Linked DNA regions of Mus musculus: region 2 is linked to region 1. The links are chromatin loops, found by intact Hi-C in ENCODE. Cell type or tissue: left cerebral cortex. All regions are shown on one strand. Links, peaks and the distances in the headings refer to the core of each region. The heading gives the core; the rest is flanking DNA. Region 1 holds the start of Cbln4 (cerebellin 4 precursor protein). Region 2 has its middle 41 kb from the start of Mc3r.

Region 1 (9,906 bases), core at 2,846-6,845:
AACTTTGTGTCTGTCCAGACAGGTCTAGAATTCTCAGAGAGAATCCATAGTCAGCCATGAACAAAACAGTAAGAGACATCAATCCAAGAGTGCTCTTCTGATAACCCGGGGTGGGCGCCCTCACTCTTGGGCATCACGGAGAAGTCGGGTTCTATAGAGGAAACACCAGAAAGCCAGAAAACGTGGAATACTGCCAGCCACCGAGCAAGTTACCTTTCTCCAGTTTTAGGTAGACCTTATCTTCTTTGTCCAGGTACAGGAGCACTCCATTAGTGGCGGCTTCACGGGTCACATCTTTATCACCAGCAAATGCAGAGATGACTGGTTTTCCATTTAACATCAAGTTAACCTGGAAAGAAAAATCACCCCCACAAAAAAAGCTCCCTTTAAAATCGAAATCTGTGCTAGGAAACAGTTCAAAGCATGACCTGGTCAAATATTTGCTATTTTAGAAATATTCTCCTTTTCTTTCAAACTGGACATATGTCAGGGTCAGATTTAATGTGTGTTTGTGTGTATGTGAGTGTGTGGGTGTGTGTTTTTCTGTGTGTGTATGTTTTCCAATGAAAATTTCCTTATATTCCTACAAAAATAATGCCCTCCAGAAAGCCATCTAATCATGTGGAAAACTGACTTTCCCTCAGTGTGGAAACAAAGCTAACCACTGGACCAGCCTCTTATGCTCAGCTTAAACTATTTGGTAACAAAGTTGTCCACTAGCTTCCCAATGTTGACCTAACCCTGACATGGTCAGATAGCACCAGCTGCTCCCAGCAACTGAGAAGGCGTCTCGGTTTCTGGAATTTGCACAGCAACGAAAGTCATTTGAAATGTCAGTTTCCAGGGAAGTAGATATGTTCACTAAACACTCCCTTTCTCTAGGTTAGGATTAATATGGAGTAGATGAAACCTAAGGCCAGCCAGTTGATCCAGTCACTGGGATATAAAAGTGGCAGATGACTGTGCCATCTATTAATCATAGGGACATAAAATATAATATAAATGCTAGGTATTCAATGTAACATTCTAGAACGCTATAAACATGCACTACACTAACTATGCAACTGGGGAGAAGTTGCTAGAAAAGTAGAAGCCAAAAATAAGCTCTAGCACGCCAAGCTCCGCACAGCCTTTCTCAAAAGCGTCATAAGTAGCTGGCTCCCTGGTAGTTTGGTGGCTTCAATAGTTAATTGCAACCCACAATTTTTAAATGATAGCAAGCCTGTTTTGTTTGTTTAACGTTCATTTGTAAAGTTTTACGAGACTTTTTTTCTGTATAAGTCTGAGTAACTTTTATTTTGGCATGAGATAAAAGTACTATATTCCATAGAGATCCCTGTCATGGAATCTTTGTTGTTGCCAAGCTGTGTTGTTGTTGTTGTTGTTGTTGCATCACACCATTTTTAGATGGTAGTGTACTTATTCTGTTTATTTAATGTTCATTTGTAAAGTTTTGTAAGATTTTTTTTCCGTATAAGTTTGAGTAACTTTTGTTCAAGCATGAGATAAAGACCAACCCCCTGTACAGATTTGTGTCGTGAAACTTTCCCAAACTGTGTTTTGTTGTTGCTGTTGTTGTTTTGTCTTGTGTTGCTTATTTTTCTACTCGCTTTTGTCACACACCCAAGTGGATGTTGTAAAGGAAAAAAAATTGCAAATCACACGCCTTTGAAAACAAACAGAAAAGATAGACAACTATCTTTACAATGCAAGTACACCCTGCAGAGGCAAGGAGCACTCAATGGGAGGATGTACCTGGATGGTTTGGCTCTGGTAGACTTTAATTACGTGAAAACTGAAACTATAGATTCCTTTCCTCGGTGCCACAAAGACAGATTCCAATGTGAAAAAATTACCCACGTTAACCAGGATCTGCAATAAAAAGCAACAAATAACAGAAAATTGTAGTTTCCTCCCATGAGTACAATAAATCCCTCCCTCCTCCCCTTCTTCTTCCTCCCCTCCCCATTTCTTTATATGGCCCTTCTCTCTTTTTTTTCTCTCTCCTGTTTCTTCCCTTTTTTTTTTTTTTTAAATAACTAACTTCAGAAACAATAGAGAATAAAACAGCTAATCCTATGTCTTTCTTGTTAAGTGACTTGGAAATAAAAGTGCATACTGGAAGCGTCTTCTACCTTTTAAATAGCACAGGGGAAAAAGGTAAATAAATACAATGACTGTGTTGCATTCAGGTGTCAGTTTCCAGGCCGAGGTGTCTGGGATCACCAGAGTACCATGTGAAGGTCTGTCTTAGCTTTCACTGAGAATCGGAGGGAAGATGTCTGCTGTTCGGTTCCATCTCCACAGTCCATGCGCCTTCCCAACGTCCAGAAGGGACGTTACCCAGCCAGCCAATCGGCATCCTGCAGTAATCCCTGGACACACCACAGAGGCATGTTATCCTCCCTACCATGGGGCATTAGTCCATGGCACCACAAGTTGGGGCCACAGAGATGGCAAAGCCAGGTTCTTCCCCTAGCCTCTGCCAGAGCTGTCCTCAGACCGATGGCTTTTTTTTTTTTTTTTTTTGCTTATGTGCCATCTAAGCCTTAATATCATACACTGGCAATGAATCAGCCCTGGCTGGGTGCCAAGAGAAGGGCATACATGTGGACAGTAAACCGGGTGGCCTTTCCGTGCTCTCCCGTGTCTTGTTTTATCTTCCTATCAGCCACCTGAAATCTATCTGAAGCTCAAGGGTCTAAAGTGAAAAGTTAAGTTAGCCGTTGTTTCTAAGAAAGCCACAATGTGCCTTGTGTTCCAGTGTGTGGCCTGGTTGTGACATTAACTCTGATTTTCTGTACATTCTCAGTCAAATCTCAGTGTCTCGGAGGTACGTCCCTTCCTGGGAGAGCATAAGAGCCCAAACAAAACAAGGAAGCTTTCTTTCATGTCTCACCAAGAAATAAATCCATAACAATCAGATGTGTCTCCAAAGATATATTTCCTGCTTATTAGAGTCAGTCTGCTGTTATCTGTCTCAAACATCATCATCTTGTCAAGATTAACATATTTCGTACTTCCTGCTTCATTTCCTCAAAGTGCACCCTGCCTCTTTACAGCACGCCAGAACGTCAGAACACTTAGGTAAATGCACCGGTCTCAGCCCTGCCTTGAAATACAGATCTGTGCGAGGTGTGAGATCCCAGCTTCTCACCATAAGTATCAGCTCTCTGCCCTCTGACGTGTGACCAGATGGACTTTCTAAAGCCCCGTCACCAGCTGTGCACAATGGCCTGACAAAACATCTTTTTGCCAAGCACGTTAGAATAATGTAAAGTGCTTAGCCAAGACTGGGAGACTCGGACACAAGAGGCATCCTTTATTAACAAAGTAGAGGTGCCAATTATTGTTGATCAGTAAACACGAAGCTAGCCGCGGACTCTGCAGGGTAATAGAAGCATCCAAGCACGTCAAGATTTATAACTAAGTGTGTCTTGTTGTCTCAAAGATGCACGGCTCCCAGAACAAAAGAAAAACCCCTTTCCTGTTCTAATTGGTGGGAAGGACATTGAAAAGAATGCCCCAGACAAGGATAACACAATGTCCACGAGGCTTCAGCATTTAGATAATGCGCTAAAACACAGACCAGGCTGGCCTTAGGCTCCCTCTCCATCACTTTGTTAAACACTGCACCAAAATCTCTAAAGGGATTACTTAATTCATTTTTTTAAAATTATAGCTATCCCATTCTAAGCCTCTAGGGAGACATCTCTGTCTCTAGCCAGCTGGCGAGTGTCTTACTTAGAATTAAGTCAAGAGCACGAACGTCACCCCGAGTCTTTCCTGGCATGTCCCGAAGCCCCGCTTAACCCGCCTGCGGGACTCGGCATACAACTGTGAACTGTGTGACTTTGGCATAAGACAGACTCCTGGTACTGTTGGGATTGGAACCAAAATGCAGGAGTCAGGGCTTTGCTAAGCTGAATCCCAGGGATTGCTCGTCACTCCTGTCTACAGAGCCCTGAGCAGCTGGGCAGAAGCTGCAGCTTTCATCAGTTTCAGCCCCATCCCCTGGCTGCTACCTCAAAATCTGTGCTTTCTCAGCAAATTACAATGCCCTGGGGGAACCAGAAAGGGAAACCCAGCCCCCAGCGCTTACCTGCCCAAGCTCTATGCAATTACTCCATCCTTTTTCCTCCTGCCTGGGCAACTTTTCTGAGTGGAGCAATAGTGAGAAAGGCTTTTGATCTCTACCAGGCAGGGTGGTGTTAATCCAGCTACCCTGGACCCTGCGGAGTCACCCTAGCTAGAGATCTGGAGATGGTCTCTGACCCCCCCCCCCCCAGAACCACACCCCTAATCATCTGTGTCTACTTGGAAGGGTCCCTGCACCTTGTGGAACCCCAGAGCCTTGTGGAGAGATGAGCCTCCACCTGGAAACACAAGTCAAACAATTCAGACTGTCTAATAGGGCCCCCTCAGAAACGCCTCCAGGGCACCTGCTGATAAGTCTGAGCCAGAGGCCCAACTTCTCTACCAATAGATCTCAGCATCCAGGGACAGTATTCCCTTCAGCCCCTGATGACCTGTTGCTGTTAAACTTGTCGTATCTCCAGGTGCTTTCCTCTGCGCTCCCAAGCCACCCACCGCGCAGGCCTGTGCCAAAGACTACGGGACTGAATGGAGGCTGTGGTTGCTGGGGAAGGGAGGCAGCTCTGAGTTTCAAACTGATACCGTCAGTTGATAAAACGATCTCGCCACATCCTATTCATATTAGCTGAATCTGGGCATGCAGCCCCCGATACCCAGAGACCACCCATCCCCATATGCGCTCTGCATCCCTCGGGAGTCTGACCTGATCAAAGTAAATGATGCGAGTCTTGTTGCTCATCTCAGATGGCTCGTGGTTGGTGCTCCGAACCGCCGAAAAAGCCACCTTGGAGTTTGCTGCCCGGACCGATATCCCCAGAGGGGAAGATGATGATCCCTTGGAGTCTGTAGCTGGGTTCGAGTCGCACACCACCAGACACTTGCCCTCCAGAACGATCGGTTCCGTGTCATTCTGTGCCCAGACAGGCAGCACTAGAATCAGCAGAACGGCTGGTACCACGGACAGCGCCCGGCGCGCGGAGCCCATGGTGAGCCGCGTGCGCAAGCGGCAGCCTGGCGCTTCTGCTCCCAGGCGGCGCCTGCTACCCCGGGATCCGGGAGCTCGGGAAGACGCCAGTGGCTAGATCGACAGCGCTGCAGGAACAGCGGCGGCGGCGGCAGCAGCGGCGCGCGCACTTCCACCAATTCTCAGGACTGAAGTCTCCCTTCGAACTGGCTGGCTGGCTCTGTTACCTTTGTCCTTTAAGGAGCTCATGCAGAACTCCTACCCTAACTCCTCCACCCCCAAATCAGTTTTGCCTGGGGCCACGGCACCCACACTTGTCCCTTGACATCTAAAAAGTCTCCAGACCCTCTCAGTCACACCTCAAAAGAACAAAATAAATTCTCACCCCGAACCCAAGCACTCCTGGTGAAGCACAGAGCTGAAGACACAGAGGGGACTCCGCGAGTAAACGCTAGCAAAGGTGGCTAGTGCCGAGCGGTGCGGGTGTCGGTCCTGTCCGAGGGACTCTGGTTGGCGCAGGAACAAATTACAGAGGCAGGAGGTGTTTCCGGGGATGAGAAGAATGCCAGGTTATGTCCATGGCTAGGATGCTAGCGACTTCCACTTGCGCTTGGTCAAAAATTCCCCCAAAGCCCGGTGTCACTCCGACGCAGGTAGGCGGCAGCTGAGTGCCCGTCGCCAAAAGCAGTTCTAAGGTGCAGGGCGCCTACTGCCCTGGGTTCCCGCGTCCCTGCGCACAACTTTGTGTCTCAGCGTGCAGTGCAGCCGGAGGGACAGCGCCGAGAGGGCACCCGCGCGCTATTTATAGGAGTGCTGCCTGCAGATGGCTTTGGCTCGCCCGCTCATCCCGTGGATCCCCGGAAAGCAGAAAAGGCGTCCGTTGACCCCAGCGGAGCAGCGCCTGTGTGACGTTGAACGCACCCGGACAGAGCGGGACGCACGGCGCTGCCGGCTGCCAAGGTCTGAGGTCACTTGATCCCCCCGAAATCGCACTTTGTGTACCCAGAGGATGATGCTCACCTGCCTGCACCTGCCAGGGGTCCGCGGCTGCTCGCCGCCAGCTCCACCTGGACCCGCAGAGGGAGTTGTGGGTCCCCTCACCCTGCCCTGCGCAAGACTCTCTGAACCGAACGTGGCGCTGCCAGCTCAGATGTGGAGATGGAAGGACCTCGGCGAATCTGCGCGGTTTGCTATCTGACGCTAAGAGGACCAGCCAGTGTCCCCCAACTGCGCCTGGTCAGGAGCTTGTCCCACGTAACCCTCGAGCCTGGAGAGCCCAGAAAAGCCCGGGGGCAGTTCTGTGCCCTGGGCGGGGCGGGTGTGGAGGAGGCGCCTGTTTTTTTTTCTTCTGCTCAAGAGGATGAGCCTCGGAACCCACTGGGGCTCGCCTTCTCACGCTGTGCAGCCATCCCAATCAGGGGCAGGAACAATCATAGTGAACAGTATCCCTTAAATGTAACAATTAAAATGCACACCCCGAGAGTACTGCACCCTCTCCCTCTTTGATGTTCCTCCCCTGTGCACTCCACTGCCATCTTGGCCTCTGACTGGCAACTTATTTTCCTTTTCGGAAGCCACGGAAGGGAAGCGGGGAAGCAGAGCTTGGCTTTGGAGTTGGCTGCATGAACCTGACCAAGACCTTAATGAGTGGCCAATACTACCCAAACTAAGGGCCCCGGCTTTCTGGTTCAGTATTCTTTGGGGTCAGGACACTCCCAAATTCCTTGTTGACTTCTCTTGACTTCAGCTGCAGGAGAACAGTGCAGCTATTCTCTAATCAAAACAACGTCCCTGTGGAAGCCACCAGCCACTCAGACCTCCTGATTAGTACGTACTGGTTGCAAATTGTTTAGAGGTTGAGTCATGTCCTTGGGTCAGATTAAGCTTCCCAGATGGTCCTGTGCGTTCTTGGAATGGCGTTCGAGCTCTTCCTCTGCAGAATCCAGACAGACCTACATCTTTAGTCTGATCTCCTAAGGTTCTCCAAGGGAATGTGTGCCGCAAGCTCATGCTGAAATTCCAAGTATTAAGATACAAGATGCCCCTAGGGTTGATCCTTAGCCCCAACTTCTTATAGTGATATAAAGATGTGCTGTCTGGAAACACAGTTGAGGGAGGTAGTCAGTGCAGCTTGTGAGTTGCTGGGGCTCTGGGGCTATGCTATTTGTAACAATGTTGCATATCTTTCATCGAAGCTCTAAAAAAAAAACAGAAAAGCTTGCCAGGCCTTTAGGAGAGTGCCACCTTGACACCACCGTAAACTTCATATAGTTTCTCATCTGACCTTTTCTGATGTCCTTATTCAAACACTGATCACTAGTCATTGCAGTGCCTGTGGCACTTCCGTGGTGTGTGTGGGTGTGGGTGTGTATACATATGTGTGCATGTGTGTGCAAATGTATGTGTATGTGTGTGTAAATGTATATGCACATATGTATGTGTGTATGTATGTGTACATGTATATGTCTATGCATGTTCTATTGTGTGTGCATGCATGTGTGTGCATGTGTGTATGTGTACATGTATATGTCTATGGATGTTCTATTGTGTGTGTGTGCATGCATGTGTGTGCATGTGTGTATGTGTGTGCATGTGTGTATGTGTACATGTATATGTCTATGCATGTTCTATTGTGTGTGTGCATGCATGTGTGTGCATGTGTGTATGTGTGTGCATGTATGTGTATATATGTGTGCATGTGTGTACATGTGAATGTCTGTGCATGTTCCATTGTGTGTGTACATGCATGTGTGTGCATATGTGTATGTGTGGGCATGTGTGTGTGCATGTTGTGTGTGTGTCCACTCGTGTATGTGCACGTGGTCCTGCTCTATTGCCTATTGTTTTACACCTTACTCCCTTGGGACAGGGTCTCTCACTGACCTTGGAGCTGGCTCTCCGTCAGCCAGCCTCAGCAAGCCTCCTGTCTCCCCCTTCTCTGGTGCTGGTGTCATAAGCACGTGCATCCACACTTGGCTTTTCATGTGAGTTCTGGGAATTTGCTAGACCCTCGTGCTTGCAGAGCAAGAGCTTTTATTGGCTGAGCCATCTCCCTGGCTCCAGGGCTGGGTTTGAGACCAGACACTAGAAGAAATTTGGTTCGACTTTTTCTCTTGTAAGGGTAAGAGTGCCTCCTCTGGCCAAGATGAAGAATCCAAGCTAAGCCTTGGGGTTTTGTTTGTTTGTTTTTCAACTGGGAGAAGTTTGAGAAAGAACTCAATTGACAGAGCTGTTAAATAGATAACCTTTATTCTCCTCACAAGCCCCGATATATTCTCTCTGTATTCTTTTCTTCTCTTAGGATTTATTTTCCAAAGAAGCTCTTAGCTAAATACATTTCTTTCTTCTGTCACCGACGGAGTATTTTTGTAGGCCTCAAATCCAGCAGGGGGACTGCATTACAGACCCAGGGGCTAAATGAACAGCGACTGAACACTTCTAAATAGACTGCATCGTATCAGCCATTTGTCCTCTAGTACAAGCTAATTGGAGCGAAACTTCTTCCATGAAACACAAATCCAAAGCTTCAGTCATCTGGGTGAAAGTCTTGGTTCCTTGTTAAAAGAAGTCTTGCTATTCAAGGTGACCTGTAGGTGTGGGATGGGGCATTTCCTGCAGTCACCTGCTAGGAAAAGTTATATGACATTGTGAGCCAATCAGTTATACCTTTCTCCCCTACGGAAGACAGAACTGAGAGAGCTTCAAGGCTGTGGCACTGGCAATCCCTTAAATACCAGAAGTCCATTGGGTATCAGACCTAGACAGACCGCTGAGAGGAGGCTCCCAGACTGTCTTTGTCTGGGCTTGGACCTCAAGGCTGAGACAGCTGTGGGGAAGCACTGTATGCTACAGCCGCAAGGTCAGTACACTCCTCAGCTGTCGCTGTCACGTGGGAGGTGTGCCGAAGCTGCAGCAGAGTTCATTGTTATGGCAGGAGGCTTCCATGCTGGTGACTAAAGCCAAGCCTGGAGGCTGGGGAGTTTTCCAGTTCCTCACTTCTGTCAGGCGAGGTCAGCAGCCCTCTGACCTTGGACTTCCTGAGGCTGTCCTGTTATCCTGCTTCTTGTCACGGTGCATCCTTGCTGAAACCACTGTTGTTAACTCAAACCACAAAAGGCTGGGGGAGAAGGAACTGCCAACTGGGAAATGTCAAATATGCAACACTTGGCTCCTGCCAAGAGATACTAGAAAAGTCCTCTGCCTGGGGCAGGTTTCCTGAATAAGTCTCCTCAGCCCTAGCGCTAACACCTACCTCACCTCCAGCTGCTTCAGGAGAAAGGAATTAAAACCAAGCCCAAGTTGCTTTCCAGATGCTGTCCGAATCTGCCTCCTTTTCTTTCTCTTTTTTCAGTTAAAGATGTGGTATCAGAGATGGCTGAGAAGATTGTTAGAGCCAGAGGTGGTGAGTGACTAAAGGGCAATGGTATATCTCCAGATATAATGGGGCAGTTCCACAAATGAACTCTCAGTGGCCGTGACAGTGTGCGCAAGACCAGCAGGAGCTCAAGGCAGACCGAATCCCAGCATGAAGTGTGAGGTTCTTTTGGCGTTTAATGCCTGCTGAGAGAAGGGAGAATCGTTTCCTGTGAGGATGCTCTAGAGCAGGCCCCACACCCAAGAGTATTTGGGCAACACGTATCAGGCTTGATGGGTTCCCTGTGTGTTTCTTAAAGAACAATTAAAAACAGAACACAAAGTTGGGTGCATAGAGAGGTGGGATTGGCTCCAGGAGGAGCAATGTAGATGGAGAGTATCAAAAATACATACTCAAAAATAATTAAAATATTTTAAAGTGTGGTACTAGAAAACTTACCATCTGTGAATCAAACACTTCCCTCCGCTGAGGT
Region 2 (9,906 bases), core at 3,172-7,171, 170 kb after region 1:
AGGGGGAGGGTAGCTCAAGCCGCACGGAGTGATGCTTTGTGAAACTGGAAATTCCGGAAGAGAAGATCTGGGCCTGCAGAGGGTCCCGCCCCAGCACTCCAGACCTGCTTTCTTAGACACTGACACTGCTCCCAGGAGTGGCCTGTCCTCCCAGGTGCTCAGCGCTGTCCAATGGGTCTGGGACAAGTTCTAGCAACTCAGATTCCTGTGTGAAACTGAGTCTCTCTGCTCTGTGACTCCAGCATAGACTTCAGGGTACCCCCTTAGTCCACTAGACCCACAAGCTCTGAACGACCACATGCCTGTGACCAAGCAATACAGACAGTCTTTACCTTCAACAGCACTGGGTCCTGAGAGCAACCCAGAAGGAGAAGTCCCACCCAATGAGCTTGGAGATAGAAGTGTGCACTGCCCCAGTGTACAGCTCTGCTCCGGCTTCCCCCTGACCATGCTATATCCATTACTCACTCTCCCAATCCAGAGTCATGTCCCCTATGTCCCTCTCTCCAGTCCTGACCTTGTCCCATGCTTGAGTCACGGAACAATGAGAATACTTTATAACTCCAAGGACAGTCTCGGGGAGGAATGGGAAAAGAAAATGAGAAAGAGAAATTAATTCTTTTTCCAAAGTTTTGCGGCAGCCGCGGAGGTCTCGGGTTTACAGGCAGATGTTCCAGAATCTTCTCATGAGGGTGTTTTATGTGAGAAAGGCAGTTAAGCAAGGAGGCACTTGACTGCTCCTTCTAAATGAAAATTTTCAATTAGTCTGAATAAGTTAATTACATCATCCTTTAGTAACTGCTCTTGTGATTCTGCAAATCCTCTATTAATTGATTCAACCATTTGCCCTCAAACCAGGCAGCAGCAAGCAGGTAGAAATGCACCGGAGAGAGGAGAGGCTGCGCTGGTCGATTCTGCTCAACTGACACAGACCTAGACACATCTGAGAAGAGAGACCTTAACTGAGAAAATGGGTCCGTCAGACTGGCCTGTAGGCAAGTCTGGGGTGATGGTCTTGATATAGGTGGGACGGTCCAGCCCACTGTAGGTGATGTCATCCCTGGGCTGGTCACCCTGGGTGTCTCAGGTTCTATAAGAAAACAAGTCATGGGAGCAGCACCCCTCCATGGCCTCTGCATCAGCTCCTGCCCTGCCCGAGTTCCTGCATTGACTTCCCTCAGTGATAGACTGCTACCTGGAAGTTCAAGCTGAAACAACCCTCCCCTCACACACATACCTGAAGTTGCTTTCAAGTCAGGGTGTTTAGCACAGCAGTGGAAACCCTGACTCAGACAGAGGTGAAGATAAGGGAGCAAGGTTAGCTTGTGACTCACTTTGAGTCTCTGCTCTACCTGCCCCTTGGTCTATCCAGTCCACCACTGACCATCTGGATGGCAGAGAACACTGTGTGGATAAGAAGACAGACAAACGGGAGCTGCCTCCAGGCACCTCCACCCATGGAGAACTGGGATAGGTGTTCAAAGATAACTAGTGACCCCAAGTCAGCAAGAGGCTCATGATGCTCTGCCTAGCCCATGAGAAGGGTCACCCGGGTCAGTGGCCCATGGCATTGCACCCCACAGTCTCTGAGCAGGTATTCTGCTGTAGCAGATACCACCATCGAGTGCCTTGCCCACCAGGAGCTCAGTCTGTGATCTGCTCCTTTAACTCCCTATTAAAGATCTACTTTTATTTTATCTGATGTGGATACACATGTGTATGTGCACATATGTGTGCATCAGTGCCCACAGGGACAAAATGAGTCCATCAGATCCCTCAGAGCTGGAGTTACAGGCATCTGTGAGCCTCCCAACATGGGTGCTAGGGTCTTCATGATAGAGCAGAGACTTCTGACTGCTGAGCCATCTCTCCAGCCCCTCCTCTCTTGCCTTTAAAGGGAAATATTTGTTTTGTGTGTGTGTGTGTGTGTGTGTGTGTGTGTGTGTGTGTGTATGTGTGTGTTGTGAGTGTGTGGTGTAAGAGTGTCCATGGAGGCCAGGAGCAAGCTTCTGTTGGATTCTATGGAACTGGACTGATAGGCAGTTGTGCTGGGAGTGAAACTCTGGTCCTCTACACCAACAGGCTGCCTGCCACTGAGCTGCCTGTCCAGCCCGTTTTCTCTTTAAGGGACAGTGACTTCTTGGGGGGTGGGGGTGGGGGATAAGAGAGCATTGACAACAGCGCAGGATAGTGATCACCAATTGATCACCGAGGGATTCAGAAGGAACGGGGGCATCTTCCACTAAAGCTAAGTGATGGAGCGCAGCAGGCTCAACCTCTGCAAGATCATCCTCCATCCTCCTCCATCCTCCATCCTCCATCATCCATCTCCATCCTCCATCATCCATCTCCATCCTCCATCTCCACCCTCCATCTCCATCCTCCATCCTCCATCCTCCATCCTCCATCCTCCATCTCCATCCTCCATCTCCATCCTCCATCTCCATCCTCCATCCTCCATCTCCATCCTCCATCCTCCATCCTCCTCCATCCTCCATCCTCCTCCTTTCTCCATCCTCCATCTCCATCCTCCATCCTCCATCCTCCATCTCCATCCTCCATCCATTCTCCTCCATCCTCCATCCTCCTCCATCCTCCATCTCCATCCTCCATCCTCCATCTCCATCTTCCATCTCCATCCTCCATCCTCCATCTCCATCCTCCATCTCCATCCTCCATCTCCATCCTCCATCTCCATCCTCCATCTCCATCCTCCATCTCCATCCTCCATCCTCCATCCTCCATCTCCATCCTCCATCTCCATTCTCCATCCTCCATCCTCCATCTCCATCCTCCATCTCCATCCTCCATCCTCCATCCTCCATCTCCATCTCCATCCTCCATCCTCCATCCTCCATCTCCATCTCCATCCTCCATCTCCATCCTCCATCTCCATCCTCCATCTCCATCCTCCATCCTCCATCTCCATCCTCCATCCTCCTCCTCCATCCTCCATCCTCCATCTCCATCCTCCATCTCCATCCTCCATCCTCCATCCTCCATCTCCATCTCCATCCTCCATCTCCATCCTCCATCCTCCATCCTCCATCTCCATCCTCCATCTCCATCCTCCATCTCCATCCTCCATCCTCCATCTCCATCCTCCATCTCCATCCTCCATCCTCCATCTCCATCCTCCATCTCCATCCTCCATCTCAATCCTCCATTCTCCATCCTCCATCTCCATCCTCCATCCTCCATCCTCCATCTCCATCTCCATCCTCCATCTCCATCCTCCATCCTCCATCCTCCATCTCCATCCTCCATCTCCATCCTCCATCTCCATCCTCCATCCTCCATCTCCATCCTCCATCCTCCATCTCCATCCTCCATCCTCCATCTCCATCTCCATCTCCATCCTCCATCTCCATCCTCCATCTCCATCCTCCATCCTCCATCTCCATCCTCCATCTCCATCCTCCATCCTCCATCTCCATCCTCCATCTCCATCCTCCATTCTCCATCCTCCATCTCCATCCTCCATCCTCCATCTCCATCCTCCATCTCCATCCTCCATCTCCATCCTCCACCTCCATCCTCCATCTCCATCCTCCATCTCCATCCTCCATCTCCATCCTCCATCCTCCATCTCCATCCTCCATCTCCATCCTCCATCCTCCATCTCCATCCTCCATCCTCCATCTCCATCCTCCATCCTCCATCTCCATCCTCCATCCTCCATCTCCATCCTCTATCCTCCATCCTCCATCCTCCATCTCCATCCTCTATCCTCCATCCTCCATCCTCCATCTCCATCCTCCATCCTCCATCCTCCATCCTCCATCCTCCATCCTCCATCCCCACTGCAATCTGAATGCAGCGGGAAGATGAGCAGCCCACACCACCCCCATCTGCACCTCCTGATGATGCTTAACAGGCTGTATCTGTGATTCAGGTCTCTGTCTTCTGTGTTCACTCCAGGGGACACTGCTAAGAACAGGGTGAGAACTCCATCCCAGGACTGACCGCTGAAGAGAGGCAAGGAGCTGTAAAGTGAACAGGAAGGGTCATGAGAAAGGAAAAGAAAGAATAGGGAAGGGGAGGGGGAGGGGGAGGGGGGAAAGGAAAGGAAAAGGAAGGGAAGGGAAGGGAAGGGAAGGGAAGGGAAGGGAAGGGAAGGGAAGGGAAGGGAAGGGAAGGGAAGGAAAGGAAAGGAAAGGAAAGGAAAGGAAAGGAAAGGAAAGGAAAGGAAAGGAAAGGAAAGGAAAGGAAAGGAAAGGAAAGGAAAGGAAAGGAAAGAACATTCTAGTAGTATTGCTGTGAGCCATCTTGGTTCTCTCCCAGAAACAAACTTACACACCAGAGTCTCTGCTTTACTTTTGTCTGGGAAATGGTTTCAAAATCCCATTCTTGTTCTAAACCCAGCCACTGGGCCCAAGACTTGGATGTGTTTTTAGCTGCCCAAGACCCATGGGGACCCTGTGGGAAGCCCTGAGAATTCTGCATGGCTGCCCTCAAGTTAGCAGGCAGCCAAGGAAGCTGGTCACTCATTTCAGAAGACTCAAGACTCTAGACCCAACTCTGCCCCTCCTGATCCAATGTTGTAGGCAGAGCATAAAACAGGCTTCATAACACCTAGTCCACCTCCCCCGGGAAGCTTCCCCTAACCAGCTCAGGCCTTGCAAAAGAGCCTCCTTTGACATTCTCAGGGCTGAAGTTGTAAAGACAATCTGGTGCAGATTTCTTGTCCATGTCCTCTAGCCCCGATTGAGATGCTAACCTCTAAGATTCATGTCTGGAGAACGCTGTGTCCATCCCAACACACCCCTGCGGTCGTATTGAGAGCTCAGTGAGGGTGGATGGTAACCTCCCTCCCTCCCCAATTCTCAGTTCTCTCAGACTACAGCCCAGGAACTCCCAAATCAGGTGAACCCCCAGCAAAGCCAGGTCCCTCTGAGCCCACAGAGCTTTTGAAAAACAGGTTAGGCTAAAGGCCAACACGACTTCAAATGACACGTTCCGACTGATAGATGAAAACAAGCAGTGGGACCCCACAATTTCGGCACACAAAAAAAAAAACGTGAGCTGGAATCCCAGCATTGGGATGGAGGGACCTTAGCACTACTGGTCCCCTGATGCCTTTGCAGGCCACGCGAGGGAGAGCTGGCGCCACCTAGTGGCCAGATCCAGAACTGATTGAAATAATTCCATGTACATCTGGGATTCCCAGAGCTTCTTTCTGCCAGGAATTAGGAGTCTCCCTAAAGCTGGCAAGCACTCCACCAATGTGGTCCAGGAAACGGAGCCAAGAGAATTCCCGTAACGTGGGGTTCTCCCTCTGCCTCCCACTTCCAGCCTTGAGACTGGACCTCTTCCAGTAGGCAGGCTCACCTACTCGTTTGTTTTTTTTTTTTCCACTTCCCCTAAAAAAAGAAAATTTAAAAATCCATTTAGTGCCAGGGTTCTCTTTTGTGATGCTCAGGGAGATGTCTCAGGATCTCATTGTACCAAATATTTGAGATTGTATAATAGTCATGGGTTTGTTGGTTGTTGGGTTTTTTGTTTTTAATAATCAAAATAAAACACTTTTGAAAACTAAAGTGAGGTTTCTGTCTGTCCCCGGAGCTGATCCTGTGCCACAGAGCGACATTCACAAATACCGCCAGAAGAGAGCTGGTCTCCCAGGAGTGCAGAGACGCCAGTAAGTGCAAGTAAGACTACCACTGCTGCTCAGAGGAACCCACCCAGAACCCTCAGGACACAGGAATGGAGGAACTGCCTAGGACAGAAGTCTTCCGGTTTCCATCTGAGCCTGGAACTGGTCCTATGCCACAGAGCTACCTACACAAATACCTCCAGGAGAGAGCTGGTCTCCCAGGAGACAGTGCAGGTAAGAACACCACATCTCTTCAAATTCCTGGCCTAAGAGGGAGCCACCCAGAGCCATCAGACACAGGAACCAAGGATTATCTGGGGACAGGATCCTTCTGGTTTCTGTCTCCACCCCAGAGCTGGCCCTGTACCACAGCTCTCCATACCTAAATTCCTCCCAGAGAGAACTGGTCTCCCAGGAGTACTGACACAGACTCTTGCAGGAGGGACAAGCCACAGTCAGAGACAGCAAGACCAGCTAACACCTGAGATAACCAGACAGCGAGAAGCAAGGGCAAGAACATAAGCAACAGAAACCAAGACTACTTGGCATCATCAGAACCCAATTCTCCCACCACAGCGAGCCCTGGTTACCCCAACACACCAGAAAAACAAGACTCTGATTTAAAATCACATCTCATGATGATGATAGAGGACTTTAAGGACATAAATAACTCCCTTAAAGAAATACAAGAGAACACGGACCTTAAAGAGAAAATACAAAAATCCCTTAAAGAATTACAGGAAAACACAACCAAACAGGTGAAGGAACTGAATAAAACCATCCAGGATCTAAAAATGGAAATAGAAACAATAAAGAAATCACAAAGGGAGACAACCCTGGAGGTAGAAAACCTAGGAAATAGATCAGGAGTCATAGATGCAAGCATCACCAACAGAATACAAGAGATGGAAGAGAAAATCTCAGATGCAGAAGATACCATAGAAAACATTGACAAAACAGTCAAAGAAAATGCAAAATGCAAAAAGCTCCTAACCCAAACCATCCAGGAAATTCAGGACACAATGAGAAAACAAAATCTAAGGATAGTAGGTATAGAAGAGAGTGAAGAGTCCCAACTTAAAGGGCCAGTAAATATCTTCAACAAAATTATAGAAGAAAACTCCCCTAACCTAAAGAAAGAGATGCCTATAAACATACAAGAAGCCAACAGAACTCCAAATATATTGGACCAGAAAGGAAATTCCTCCAGTCATGTAATAGTCAAAAAACCAAATGCACAAAACAAAGGAAGAATATTAAAAGCAGTAAGAGAAAAAGGTCAAGTAACATATAAAGGCAGACCTATCAGAATTACACCAGACTTTTCACCAGAGACTATGAAAGCCAGAAGATCCTGGACAGATGTCATACAGACCCTAAGAGAGCACAAATGCCAGCCCAGGCTACTATACCCAGCAAAACTCTCAATTACCGTAGATGGAAAAACCACGATATTCCATGACAAAACCAAATTTACACAATATCTGTCCATAAATCCAGCCCTACAAAGGATAATAGGTGGGAAATGGAAACACCAGGAGGGAAACTATACCCTAGAAAAAGAAAATAATCTTCTTTCAACAAACCCAAAAGAAGATAGCCACACAAACAAACAAACAAACAAAATAACATAAAAAATTGTGGGACGCCCGACTTGCCAGCAAGTGAGATGCCACAACAGGATCCTTCTGCAACACATTTATTGGGAGAGCATGGACTGCGTAGGCGAAAGACCCCGAGCCCCAGAAATGGTGCTGCTTATATAGGCCTAGGAGTGACGTGTCCATACCTGATTGGTTATGCTACCAGTACCTCATAAATATGCATCGGGCCAGGCAGTGACTCGGCAAAAAACTCATGCACATGCGCACATTGGTTGTTTACCCATATTCATGGGCGTTGGCTTATTGAAACCAGCGCCTTCTTGTAATGGCGTTTGTGGCTTCCCACAAAAAATAACAGGAAGCAACAATCACTACTCCTAAATATCTCTTAACATCAATGGACTCAATTCCCCAATAAAAAGACATAGACTAACAGACTGGATATGTAAACAGGGCCCAGCATTTTGCTGCATACAAGAAATGCACTTCAGTATCAAAGACAAACACTACCTCAGAGTAAAGGTCTGGAAAACAATTTTCCAAGCAAATGGTCCCAAGAAACAAGCTGGAGTAGCCATATCAAATAAAATCAAATAAAATCAACTTTCAAGTCATCAAAAAAGATAAGGAAGAACACTTCATACTCATCAAAGGAAAAATCTACCAAGAAGAACTCTCAATTCTGAACGTCTGTGCTCCAAATGCAAGGGCATTCATGAAAGAAACTTTACTAAAGCTCAAAGCACACATTGCACCTCACACAATAATAGTGGGGAACTTCAACACCCCACTCTCATCAATGGACAGATCAGGGAAACAGAAACTAAACAGAGACACAGTGAAACTAACAGAAGTTATGAACTAAATGGATTTAGCAGATATCTATGTAACATTTCATTCTAAATCAAAAGAATATACCTTCTTCTCAGCTCCTCGTGGTACCTTCTCCAAAATTGACCATATAATCAGCCACAAACAAGCCTCAACAGATACAAGAAGATTGAACAATCCAGTGCCTCCTATCAGATCACCTTGGAATAAGGCTGGTCTTTACTAGCAACATGAACAGAAAGCCCACATATACATGGAAGCTGAACAACACTCTACTCAGTGATAACCTGGTCAAGGAAGAAATAAAGAAAGAAATTAAAGACTTTTTAGAATTTAATGAAAATGAAGGTACAACATATCCAAACTTATGGGACACAATGAAAGCAGTGGTAAGAAGAAAACGCATAGCTCTAAGTGCCTCCAAAAAGAAATTGAAGAGAGCATACACTAGCAGCTTGACAGCACACCTAGAAGCTCTAGAACTAAAGGAAGCAAATACACCCAAGAGGAGTAGACGGCAGGAAATAATCAAACTCAGGGCTGAAATCAACCAAGTAGAAACAAAAAGAACTACACAAAGAATCAAGAAAACCAGGAACTGGTTCTTTGAGAAAAATCAACAAGATAGATAAACCCTTAGCCAGACTAACCAGAGAACACAAAGACAATATCCAAATTAACAAAATCAGAAATGAAAAGGGATATATAACAACAGAAACTTAGGAAATTCTTTTTAAAAAGTCATCAAATCCTACTACAAAAGTCTATACTCAACACAACTTGAAAATCTGGATGAAATGGACAACTTTCTAGACAGACACCAAATACCGAAGTTAAATCAGGATCAGATAAACCCTCTAAACAGTCCCATAACCCCTAAAGAAATAGAAGCAGTCATTAATGGTCTCCCAACCAAAAAAGGCCAGGACCAGATGGGTTTAGTGAAGAATTCTATCAGACCTTGAAAGAAGACCTAATACAAATACTCAGTATAGCAAAAACAATTCTCAACAATAAATGAACTTCTGGGGAAATCAGCATCCTGGACCTCAAGCTGTACCACAGAGCAATAGTGATTTAAAAAAAAAAACTGCATGATATTGACACAGTGACAGGCAGGTAGATCAATGGAATAGAATTGAAGACACAGAAATGAACCCACACACCTATGGTCACTTGATCTTTGACAAAGGAGCTAAAACCACCCAGTGGAAAAAAGACAGCATTTTCAACAAATGGTGCTGGTTCAACTGGCAGTCAACATGCAGAAGAATGCAAATCGATCCATTCTTATCTCCTTGTACAAAGCTCAAGTCCAAGTGATCAAGGACCTCCACATAAAACCAGATACACTGAAACTTATAGTAGAAAGAGTGGGGAAAAGTCTCCGACACATGGGCACAAGGGAAAAGTTCCTGAACAAAACACCAATGGCTTGTGCTCTAAGATCAAGAATAGACAAATGGGACCTTATAAAATTGTAAAGCTTCTGTAAGGCAAAGGACACTGTCAATAGGACAAAATGTCAACCAACATATTGGGGAAAGATCTTTACCAATCCTATATCTGATAGAGGGCTAATATCCGATATATACAAAGAACTCAAGAAGGTAGACTCCAGAGAACCAAATAACCCTATTTTTAAAAAAATGGGGAACAGAGCTAAACAGAATTCTCAACTGAGGAATACTGAATGGCTGAGAAGCACCTAAAGAAATGTTCAATATTCTTAGTCATCAGGGAAATGCAAATCAAAACCACCCTGAGATTCCACCTCACACCAGTCAGAATGGCTAAGATCAAAAACTCAGGTGACAGCAGATGCTGGCGTGGATGTGGAGAAAGAGGAACACTCCTCCATTGCTGGTGGGATTG

What was found. A loop is a pair of places that touch in the nucleus more often than their neighbours do. Peaks named below come from ENCODE experiments on the same cell type or tissue, not always from the same donor. Only the 100,000 strongest peaks of a DNase experiment are listed, where the experiment ranks them.
Region 2: it touches region 1 in a loop (6-fold over the local background); 5 of 42 quality-filtered maps call a loop at or near these places.

What each region holds. Positions count from the first base shown.
Region 1 is chr2:172,037,219-172,047,124 of GRCm38, forward strand. Cbln4 (cerebellin 4 precursor protein) reads right to left here and starts at 6,248. Exons shown (of 3, transcript NM_175631.3): 1 at 4,799-6,248; 2 at 1,756-1,872; 3 at 1-349. The coding sequence starts at 5,080. The coding sequence ends at 152. In left cerebral cortex, for the core only: CTCF peaks have their summits at 3,706 and 5,155; DNase peaks (open chromatin) are centred at 3,799, 4,654, 5,113, 5,762 and 1 more place; H3K4me3 peaks cover 3,591 bases; H3K27ac peaks cover 1,151 bases.
Region 2 is chr2:172,202,052-172,211,957 of GRCm38, forward strand. No RefSeq gene overlaps it. Among named protein-coding and RNA genes, the nearest start is that of Mc3r, 41 kb to the right of the region's middle. In left cerebral cortex, for the core only: a CTCF peak has its summit at 5,107 (motif pointing left); a DNase peak (open chromatin) is centred at 5,132.